Regions from separate parts of the Homo sapiens genome. Here all the other regions are linked to region 3. The links are chromatin contacts, found by Hi-C or POLR2A ChIA-PET in ENCODE. All regions are on one chromosome and are shown on one strand. The core of a region is the stretch at or near the end of the contact, and the rest is flanking DNA. Distances in the headings are between cores, read along the strand shown. Region 1 overlaps INPP5D (inositol polyphosphate-5-phosphatase D). Region 2 has its middle 40 kb from the start of ATG16L1. Region 3 has its middle 6.6 kb from the start of NEU2.

Region 1 (3,721 bases), core at 729-3,228, 140 kb before region 3:
TTTCTTTCTTTTTTTTTTTTTTTTTTTTGGAGACAGAGTCTCACTCTGTCTCCCAGGCTGGAGTGCAGTGGCGCGATCTCTGCTTACTGCAACCTCCGTCTCCCAGGTTCAAGCAATTCTCCTGTCTCTGCCTCAGGAGTAGCTGGGACTACAGGCACCCACCACCACACCCAGCTAATTTTTTGTATTTTAGTAGAGACGAGGTTTCACCGTGTTGCCCAGGTTGGTCTCAAACTACTGAGCTCTGGCAATCTGCCTGCCTCAGCCTCCCAAAGTGCTAGGATTACAGGCGTGAGCCACGGCACCCGGCCCCATTTTCTTTTGGTTGGACAGCTCTGGATAGGCCATAGGCTGAAGGGACCCCTGGATATCACCTGGCTCAACCTTGTCAGGACCCAGTGGGGGAGTACACAGGCTTTCTGCCCTCCAGCCCTCTCCACTGCACCTAGCTCTCCAGCCCTGCCCCTCTGCCCGCAACCTGGGAGGGTGACCTGGAACTGAGCAACTGGTTCCAGTCCCGACAGCCTGGTTTCAATCCCTGCCCACCACATTCTTATCCCGGGGCCTTGGGCAAGTTATGGATCATCTCCATAGACTCTGTTTCTTCATCTGCAAATGGGAATAATAAGAGTCCCTGCCCGAGTGTTTGTATTTTTTTTTCTAATTTGAGACAAAGTCTGTGTCGCCCAGGCTGGAGTGCAGTGGCAAAATCATGGCTTTCTGTAGCCTTGACCTCCCAGATTTAAGTGATCCTCCCACCTCAGCCTCCTGAGTAGCTGGGCCCACAGGCATGCACTACTATGCCATTTTTTTTTTTTTTTTTTTTGTAGAAATGGTACCTTCCTATGTTGCCCAGGCTGGTCTCAAACTCCCGGTCTCAGGAGGTCCTCCCACCTTGGCCTCCCAAAGTGTGGGATTATAGGCATGAGCCATCGTGCCTAGCAGGGTGTTTATATCAAATGAGATGATTCAAAGCATTCAGCACACAGCCTTGCTTAGGGCACACTCTTAGAAAGGCCTTGGTTGTTCTAAGGACTTTTTTTTTTTTTTGAGATAGAGTCTCGCTCTGTCACCCAGGCTGGAGTGCAGTGGCATGATCTCAGCTCACTGCAACCTCCACCTCTCGGGTTCAAGCGATTCTCCTGCCTCAGCCTCCCAAGCAGCTGGGATTACAGGTGCGCACCACCACATCCAACTAATTTTTGTATTTTTAGTGGGATGGGATTTCACCATGTTGGCCAGGCTGGTCTCGAACTCCTGACTTCAAGTGATCCACCGGCCTCGGCCTTCCAAAGTGCTGGGATTACAGGCGTGAGCCTACCACACCGACCAGCATTTGCTGTTTCTGTCCTGTGCTAATTATGGCTGGGAGCCATTTCAGGGGAGTGGAGGAGGGAGGCTGGCCCCAGGGCAGAGAGGAGGGGAAGGAGGGGAAGGAGGGGAAGGTGTGTGTGAGCTGCACAGCCCAGAAGCTGCCCTGCAATGGTCATAAAGCTGGGACTCTGGCCAGGCCTTTCTCCTCACCCCTCAGATGCCAGTCGCACTGCCCTTCTCAGGGAGGCCCCTGACCTCTGCTCTCTGCCCACGCCACACACTCCTTCGCCAGTGCACTCCCTCCCAGGAACTGGCTTCTTTTCCTCCCGTCTGCTCATGCAATGTGTGTCAGGTCCACATGAGCAGAGCTCCTGCCTGCTCAGAAGCTGACCCAGTGCCCAGCCCTGAGGCCAGGATGACCAGGAACTGGTCTGGCTGAGGGGGTGGTTTTATGTGGCCCTAGGAGGTCCGAGCATATTCTGCACAGCGGGGCAGGGGCTGGTGGGAGGGACTGGAAGCCCAGGGAGCGATGGAATCCACACCCGGGGCGGTTGCTGGGCAGCAGGAGGGCGTGGGCGCAGCCAGGATAGCCACGCCAGCCCCACCCTTCTACTGTGGCAGGAAGGAAGGGGGACGAGTGGGGGTGGACGCGGGCAGTTTGCGGTTTGTCAGCAGAAAAGTTGAGAGAGCTTTGCACGTTCGATTGCAGCAATTCTTCTATTTCCTGTTATCTCTGGGACTCTGTCCTGTTCCTGACTCCACTGACTCCAACCACCAAAAACCACTGGCCTCGCCCCTGATGCCAGCCCTGGAGCCCTGTGTGTATACCACCCCACGTGCACACACGGGCACACACACACACACACACAAACACACAGAGAGGCTCTAGCACTTATGCACATGCACTCGGACACCCACCCTCACATACCTAGACTCTCATAAACACACACTCACAAACACAGACACATGGACTCACAGATACTCACACACTCATAGATATGGGGTGGTACACTCATACATGGACTCACATACATAGACTCACATAAACACACTCACAAACACATGCATGGACTCTCACACACTCATAGATACGGGGTGGTACACTCACACACAGATGCACATAAACACACACTCACAAACACACATGCATGGACACACACACATAGACACTCACACACTCATAGATATGGAGTGGTACACACACACGGACTCACATACATAGACTCACATAAATACACTCACAAACACATGCATGGACACACACACACTCATAGATACGGGGTGGTACACTCACACACGGACTCACATATGTAGACTCACATAAACACACACAAACACACATGCATGGACTCACACATACAGACACTCACACACATAGATATGGGTGGTACACTCATACACGGACTCACATACATAGACTCACATAGACACACTCAAACACATGCATAGATTCACACACATATAGACACACACTCATAGATATGGGGTGGTACGCTCACACATTGACTCACATAAACATGCTCACAAACACACATCCATAAACTCTCACACACCTACACAGGCTCACACACTCACATGCACGCTGTCACTCACACAAACTCACATACACAGACCTACTCACACACACATCCTACACAAACACACAGGCTTGCACTCCTACACTTATGAAGACTTCTTGCCCTTGTTACTGCTCTCTGAAGCCAGCAACTCTCCACTGACACCAGCGTTTCCAGATCCAACCTGGTGCACAGGGACCGAGGGCAGGGGCCAGCCACCTCCCGCCTGTGCTTGTAAGGAAGGTCTCACTGGTAACACAGTCACTCCCATTCGCTTTCTGGGTTGCCTATGGCTGCTTTCCCACCAGAAAGGCAGAGAGGAATAGTGTTGAGTGGCCTGCAAAGCCTGAAATATTTACTGTCAGGCCCTTCCCTTTCCTGCAAAAGTTGGCCAATGCCTCTTCTAGGTTCTTGCTTCTTAAAATGGGTCCCACGGGCCGACCAGCAGCGCTCAAGTCGCCTGGGAACCTGTCAGAAACTTGGAACCCTGAGCTCCACCCAAGATCTACTGGGTCGGAACCTGCATTTTAGCTAGATCCCTGGGACTGCTGGTGTAGACCCTGAGTGAGTTTCAGCCAGGGAGACCAATCACCCCTATTTGCTGAGGACTGAGCCAGGATCTGAGGATGTGAGGCTCTCTGTTTTTAACCCGGGGAACTACTGGTGGGATCAGGATGATGTGGTCGCGAGAGTTGAGGCAGAGGGTGTGGGAGGAACACAGGGTCCCCGCCCTGCTCACCCAGTGTGTTTGCAATGCCTGTCTTCACGTTGTCAGTACAGATGTGGCTGATCCGGTTCTCGTGCTCAGGCTTGGCCAGCACCACGATGCGGATGTTCCAGAGCGTGTGGAT
Region 2 (3,673 bases), core at 1,021-3,520, 190 kb before region 3:
AGATGACCTGAAGCAACTGAAGATCCACAGAAGTGAAAATAGCCTTAACTGATGACATTCCACCATTGTGATTTGTTACTGCCCCACCCTAACTGATCACTGTACTCTGTAATCTCCCCGACCCTTAAGAAGGTTCTTTGTAATTCTCCCCACCCTTGAGAATGTACTTTGTGAGATCCACCCTCTGCCTGCAAACCATTGCTCCAAACTCCACCACCTATCCCAAAACCTCTAAGAACTAATGATAATCCACCACCCTTTGCTGACTCCTTTTTCGGACTCAGCCCGCCTGCACCCAGGTGAAATAAATGGCCATGTTGCTAACACAAAGCCTGTTTGGTGGTCTTTTCACACGGACACGTGAAACACTGAGGTGACCTGCTGCATCTTCGCCCCTTGAAATGGAAGGAGCCTAACGGGCCCTGTGATCTTTCTTTGTTTTCTTTTCTTTTTTTTTTTTTTCTGAGACAGAGTCTCGCTCTGTTGCCCAGGCTGGAGTGCAGCGATGTGATCTCACTCACTGCAGCCTCCGCCTCCGGGGTTCAAGTGATTCTCCTCCCTCAGCCTCCCAAGTAGCTGGGATTACAGGTGCCCGCCACCATGCCCAGCTTATTTTCGTATTTTTTAGTAGAGACGGAGTTTCACCACGTTGGCCAGGCTGGTCACGATTTCCTGACCTCGTGATCCGCCTGCCTCAGCCTGCCAAAGTGCTGGGATTACAGGCGTGAGCCAACACGCCCAGCCGAGCCCTGTGATATTTCTCCAGATTTGTGCGGGGCACCTCCCTCCTGCTAGCTTCCTGCACGTGTGCATGCGTGCGTATTTGTGTGTGTTTGGTGTCAGAATTCGGATCTTCACCTTCTTCAGGAAGGAGGAGCCTTTTCTCAGAACTGCTCTGTGGCAGTTGTCCACTTCTGGGGGTGATTCTGCCATTCTCTCTGCCAGATGGTGACATTTGGGAATGTCTGGGGGTGGGTTCTAGCGTCTAGTGGGCAGAGGCCAGGGATGCCACTAAGCGGTGCACCAGCCAGCGCCACACCGAAGAATGACCCAGCCCCACATGTCAGTAGTGTCTCGGTCCAGAACCCCTGCCCTGTGGGGAGCAGTTCCGCATGGGTTAGTTCCTCCAGGAGTTAGCCTGCAAGATGGAGGCACACTTGTCCCAGGTCCCCCATTGCTTTGTGTGAGTCATCGGTGGTCGGACAGGATTCCGGTCCTGTAGACCGGATTGTAGAAGGCATCCGAGGATGGGGAATGAGTGATGGACCTCACCGGCACATGGGTGCTGGGACTGTGGCTGTGCTTGGTGGCTGTGCTGCTGCAGGTGCCGTGCCGCTCCTGGCAGGCACAGGGCCTTACTTCTCATGTCACAGGTGTCACAAATGGTGTGGCCTGCAGGAGTGACCTGGCCAAGGCCCTGCCGCTTGTCAGATCTGGGGCCAGGATCAGGCCCTGAGTCCAGAAACGAAGGAGTCACCTTGAGAAGGGCTTGTAAATGGTAAAAACTGTGGCCTTGTAGCTGTCGAGGCTGCGGTGGGAACACGGAGAATTACGTTGTCTTTGTGAGAGCATCATGTTGATAACAGTGACATGTATTGAGTGCTTACCTGCAGCCAGGGCTATTTACATTAGCATGCCTTTTAATCCTTACAAGGCCACCCGGGCGCGGTGGCTCACGCCTGTCATCCCAGCACTTTGGGAGGCTGAGGTGGGCGGATCACGAGGTCAGAAGATCGAGACCATCCTGGCTAACAAGGTGAAACCCCATCTCTACTAAAAATACAAAAATTAGCCGGGCGTGGTGGCGGGCACCTGTAGTCCCAGCTACTCGGGAGGCTGAGGCAGGAGAATGGCATGAACCCAGGAGGCGAAGCTTGAAGTGAGCCAAGATTGTGCCACTGCACTCCAGCCTGGGCAACCGAGTGAGACTCCGTCTCAAAATAAATAAATAAAATTAAATTAAAAAAATAAAAAAATAAATCCTTACAAGGCCTCCGTGAGGTTGATGTCATTATCATCTCCTTTTTACAGATGGAGAAACTGAAGTTAAGTACTTAGCCACGGTCATATGGCCTGCCAGTCAGTGGCAGGTGGCAGGGCTGGGGGCTGAACCCAAGTGTTCTGACCCCAGAGTCCAAGATCCTCAGCACCAGTCTGGTTATCATTCTGAATACTAACACTAAATCATGAAACATTTCCCAGCTAATCCCGAAAGGAAATTCATGGCCGGGGGCTTTTGTCTGCATACCCCTTACCACCTGGCACTGTAACTGCTGGCCTGTGCATCGGCCTCTTCTGGAAGCTGGGCATGTTGCCTTCTTCTGCACAATGGTCACAGCCTGGCACATTTTTGATGTGTTTAAGCAGTTTGGCTCCCAAGTCTGTGCTCTCAACTACTACCTAAACAGAGTGCTTTTTAAAAATAGCAGAAGCAGGACAAACCATTTCTGGGGATGTACTCTAAATAAGGCCTGGAAATTCAATTTATAGCCCGTGCACTAAAACAGGATTCCACATGATACAGAGGACAGCCTCTTCCGCCTGCACCTCCAGCCCTTCCTTCTTCCAAGGCCCTGCCAGGGCTGCGGGTTGGAGCGTTGCCACCTTTCAGCCACAGGAATTCGGCTCCTTCTGGAATCTAACTTTCACTTTTCTGCCTGCTCTGCAGGGCTTGGATGAAGGGGAGGCAAGGCAGGGATGGGTGGGGGGGATGTTTAAATCTGAGGTGGTGCAAGTTCAGGGTGAGCACTGGAGAGTGAGTGTCGGTTACCTTTTGCACCCCCGAGACTTGCTGGCCTTACCCTATTCTCGACCTTCCTAAATGCTAAGCAAGCACGTCATTGTGTGCTCCGGAGTCCCCAAGGCTCCCCATTCCCTGCAGAATGAGGCAGGACTGCAAGTCATTGACATGGTTAGGGAAGGAGGAAGAAAAAGCGGAAGGAGGGAGAGACAAGTGCAGGAGCCGAATCTCGCAGGGACAGGTGCGTCCAGAACCGCCGTGGGGCACAAAACTGCTTTGTGGTGACTGGACCTGCCTACATGTCCCTGGTGGCCAGAAACACTGCCCAGCACTGCCCCATGAAGTGTTCCTATGCGTCCGCTGGGTCTGCTCCCATTGGCTCAGGTCATCTGAGCAGCTGTGCTCTGTGTAGCTAGAGAATCCACCTGCACCTCTGGCTTCAAACTAGTCTTCCTGGCCTCAACTAACCTCGCCTCTCCTTGACCTCAACTAGCTCCTCCTTAGCCTCAAATAGCCCACCTGGCCTCATCTAGTTCCTCCTGGCCTCAGTTATCCATGCCTTAGCCTGATCTATCTCCCTGCTCTTCATGGCTTTTCACAGCCTTGACTTGCCCCCTGGATGGCCTGCCTTGTTTATGAATTTGTGCTCTTGCCTTTACCTCTGCTTTGGACGTTCCTGCATCCCCAAAGCTCTTCTATTTGCTTCTTTTCCGATGCTGTGCACGGTGCCCTCCCTCACTGCCTTGTCTCGAAGGATGAGGGAACGGGATAACACTCACTGAACCCCTACAGCAGGGCCAGGCGCCGAGCCAGGGGCTTTGCAGAGATGAGCTCAGTGAATCTTCGACAACCACACCAGGTAGCCTTCTTTCCATTGTACAGATGAGGAGATTGAGGCTCAGAAAAGCTAAGAAACCTGTGCAAGATTATAGT
Region 3 (3,603 bases), core at 33-2,532:
AGCAACAAGGCACTGTTAGATATGAGTTCTAAATTTCTTTTCAAAGAATTAATATGTCAGTATGTTCAATTCTTTGCCTTCTACTTTTAAACTTAACTTCCTCATAAAGCAACCTTTTTCGATTACCTTTCCACCCTGACTCATTCCGATTATTCCGATTACCTGCTACCTGCTCTGCCCTGATTCCCGCCAAATCACTTATCCCATCATTCCCTTTAAATTGGCCAATAGGAATTAGTTTAGCCTGTGCGGTCCAACCCTACCCAATAGGGGAACGACACAGCAGTAGGGGCCACGTGAGTCAGGGATAAGAACCCCTTCCCCTCCCTTGTCCAAGTGAGTGCTCACCATTGCTCCATCTGTAAGAGCACACCCTTCTATAGAAGTAACTTGTCTTGCTGAGAATTAAAAAGAAAATTTTATATTTGAGTGCTATTCCTTTTGTGGCACCAAAACTTTATATATAACAGCACCATCTTGGAAGCAGAGACCGAGCCTTCACCAGATATTGAACCTGCTGGTGTCTTGATCTTGGACTTTCCAGCCTCCAGAGAAATAAACTTCTATTATTTATAAATTACTCAGTCTGTGGTATTTTGTTACAGCAACACAAATAGACTAAGTCACTTTTTTTTTTTTTTTTTTTGAGACAGAGTCTTGCTCTGTCTCCCAGGCTGGAGTGAAATGGTGCGATCTTGGCTCACTGCAACCTCCACCTCCCAGGTTCAAGTGGTTCTCCTGCCTCAGCCTCCTGAGTAGCTGGGATTACATATGCACACCACCAGGCCTGGCTAATAAGTCACATTTTATTTATGAATTCATCAACGGATGGGCATTTGGGCTGTTTCTGGTGTTTTGGGCTATTTTGCCTAATGCTGTTATGAACACTAGTGTACAAGTTTTTGTGCAGATATATGCCTCCAGTTTTCTGGGGTATCTGCCTAGGAGTGGAATTGCTGGGTCATACAGTCATTTTGTATTTACCTTTTTGAGGATCTGCCAAATTATCTTCCACAGCAGCTATACCACTCCACATTTTCACAGGAAATGTGCGAAGGTTCCAATTGCTCCACATCCTCATCAACACTTGGTATTATGTCCTTTTAGTTATTTTGATTCCAGCCTTCCTAGTGGGTGTGAAGTGGCATCTCACTGTGGCTTTTGATTTGCATTTCCCTGATGACTAAGGAGGCTAAGCATCTTTGCATGTGCTTCTTGGCCATAGGAGTTGGATTTTAGCCTGGAGGCAATGGGAAGATTTCAAACATTTTTAGACAAGGGAGCGACCCAAGCTGATTTATTTTTAGTAAGTGCCCCTTTTGGTTTCGGGGGGAATAGCACAGAAGGTGAGTATGTTGCAGTTTTCCAGGTGAGATCAAACAAAAACCTGGATGAAGCAGAGACAGTGGTGACTGGGAGGGGCCTGGTTCTTAGAGAGCAGAGGAATCAACATGATCAGGAAAGCAAACCGGGGGAGGCTTTGGGAACACATGAGGTTAAAGTATTTGGAACTGATTTCCATAGTGTCTGTGACTGTGTTCCAGATTCCTCCTTTAGATTCTAATCTCTCTTTTTTTTTTGAGATGGAGTTTTGCTCTTGTTGCCCAGGCTGGAGTGCAGTGGCACCATCTTGGCTCACTGCAACATCTGCCTCCAGGGTCCAAGCCATCCTCCTGCCTCAGCCTCCCAAGTAGCTGAGATTACAGGCTCCTGCCACCATGCCTGGCTAATTTTGTATTTTTAGTAGAGACAAAGTTTCACCATGTTGGTGGGGCAGATCTCGAACTCCTGACCTCAGGTGGCCTGCCACCTCAGCATCCCAAAGTGTTGGGATTACAGGCGTGAGCCACCATACCCGGCCTAGATTCTAATCTCTTTGAGGGTGGGGACAAAGTTATTATTTCTTGCAGCAAGTATTTACTGTGTTCCTACCATGTTCCTGGCATGGATCTAGGAACTTGGGTTACATCATCAGTAAACCAGACCAAGATCCTTGCTCTCGTGGAATTTGCATTCTTCGGGGGATGGAAGGGTTACGATTGTTGCCAAACACCTAGCTAGGGTTTGCAAGGACCAGAACCTGTACAAGCACTTTACAGGGATCACCTCTTTTGCCCTCACTAATCCCGGACTCTGTAAGACCTGGAAGGTGTGGAGTGATGCTCCTTATGGAAGAGATGACAGCGTGGAGGCAGAAAGCTGGGGACTCCTCCTCGCCCCAACCTCTATGCAATCTGCTGGTCTTTCAAGTGTTTGTCTTATGTGTATGTCGAGACAAAGCTGGGCACTGGAGGTTGGAAAGAAAAACAGGACCCCAGGGTCAGCTTGAGGGCTCTTATCTCTCATCCTCAGCAATGCCTCAGCCCTGGCCCCAACTCACACCCACCCACATCAATCCCCAAGTGTCCTCATAAGAATAATACCAGGCCGGGCGCAATGGCTCACACCTGTAATCCCAGCACTTTGGGAGGCTGAGGCTAGCAGATCACCGGAGGTCAGAAGTTCAAGACCAGCCTGGCCAACATGGTGAAACCTCTTCTGTATTAAAAATACGAAAATTAGCTGGGCATGGTGGCAGGCACCTGTAATTCCACCTGCTCGGGAGGCTGAGGCAGGAGAATCACTTGAACCCAGGAGACGGAGGTTGCAATGAGCCAAGATCGTGCCACTGCACTCCAGCCTGGGTGACAGAGCGAGACTCTGCCTCAAATAATAATAATAATAATAATAATACCAAACACTTATAAGACTTATATGGCCTTACAAAGTGCTGGACACTCTTTCGGTGCTCTCCAATATTTTCTTAAAATGTTTATAAATTGTATTTACAAATTTTATTATTGACAATACAATTGACAAATATTGATTCCTCTAACCCTTGCAACACCCTACCAAGTAGCTGTTGTAATTATCCCATTGTACAAATGAGGAAACCGAGCTCACCTAACCTTCAAGTGGCAGAGCTGGGACTAAAGACGCTTCTAAGCCCACACAGCACTCCCTCCGAGAGAAGTCCTGAAAACGCCGGCACCTCATTAAATTCCATGCCAGGCTTTAGCACGTCTTATAAACGGCTGGCTCACCTTGACCCAGCCCCCTGGCTCCAAACATTGGCAGCTGCTCTAGGCTGATATAGTGGGAAGAGAACTGAATTAGGAGTCCAGAAATTTGGATTCTGGTCCTAGGTCCACTCCTAATAGTTTGTGCACCTTTGGCAAGAATCTACCTTCCTGGGTTCAGCTGCCCCATCTGGTGGGAAGGGAGCTGTGTGAGGTGCCCGCCCAGGCCCCTTCCATTGCTAGGGGCTGAGCCTAAATGAGGATCAAGGGGGTGTGGGTGGGGAAGGAGCTGGAAGCTGAATCCCCCTGGGTGGGGTGGACAAGGGTCTCAGCAAAACCCAGCCTCACACTCGAGTAGCCAGACAATGTCAGAGGTGACACTATCAGGTTGAATTCTGAGAAATTGCCATTTTGTAGGTTAAAATAGCCAAACAGGAGCAATTTCATAGGATCCCACTAAGGCTACCAGTGGCTGGTGCTGCTCTGGCCTTGCCGGTACCAAACCCAGAGCCAAGCGTCTCACACGTGAAATCTCACTTCTCCC

The links. A loop is a pair of places that touch in the nucleus more often than their neighbours do. ChIA-PET counts read pairs that join two places held with the same protein, here RNA polymerase II (POLR2A). Pooled maps may share reads with other maps.
Region 1: a loop to region 3 is called in a map of PC-3, with 12 times the contacts of the local background. The contact joins two enhancer-like sites. A Hi-C loop is called at or near these places in 2 of 168 maps with a recorded cell type or tissue (PC-3 and PC-9) and 1 of 50 pooled maps. POLR2A ChIA-PET finds 5 or more read pairs at or near these places in 1 of 52 experiments (PC-9).
Region 2: a map of PC-3 shows a loop between it and region 3 (21-fold over the local background). The contact joins two enhancer-like sites. A Hi-C loop is called at or near these places in 2 of 168 maps with a recorded cell type or tissue (PC-3 and PC-9) and 2 of 50 pooled maps. POLR2A ChIA-PET finds 5 or more read pairs at or near these places in 2 of 52 experiments (Panc1 and WTC11).

Annotation. Positions count from the first base shown.
Region 1 is chr2:233,164,313-233,168,033 of GRCh38, reverse strand. INPP5D (inositol polyphosphate-5-phosphatase D) reads right to left here. Exons shown (of 27, transcript NM_001017915.3): 13 at 3,610-3,721. Among named protein-coding and RNA genes, the nearest start is that of ATG16L1, 86 kb to the left of the region's middle. Within about 2 kb of position 1,978, at least 12 of the 41 ENCODE cell types and tissues checked have a DNase peak (open chromatin) inside an H3K27ac peak, as active enhancers do; they include PC-3 and PC-9, where a contact is called at or near this core.
Region 2 is chr2:233,210,310-233,213,982 of GRCh38, reverse strand. No RefSeq gene overlaps it. Among named protein-coding and RNA genes, the nearest start is that of ATG16L1, 40 kb to the left of the region's middle. Within about 2 kb of position 2,270, at least 5 of the 41 ENCODE cell types and tissues checked have a DNase peak (open chromatin) inside an H3K27ac peak, as active enhancers do.
Region 3 is chr2:233,024,255-233,027,857 of GRCh38, reverse strand. No RefSeq gene overlaps it. Among named protein-coding and RNA genes, the nearest start is that of NEU2, 6.6 kb to the left of the region's middle. Within about 2 kb of position 1,282, at least 2 of the 41 ENCODE cell types and tissues checked have a DNase peak (open chromatin) inside an H3K27ac peak, as active enhancers do; they include PC-3 and PC-9, where a contact is called at or near this core.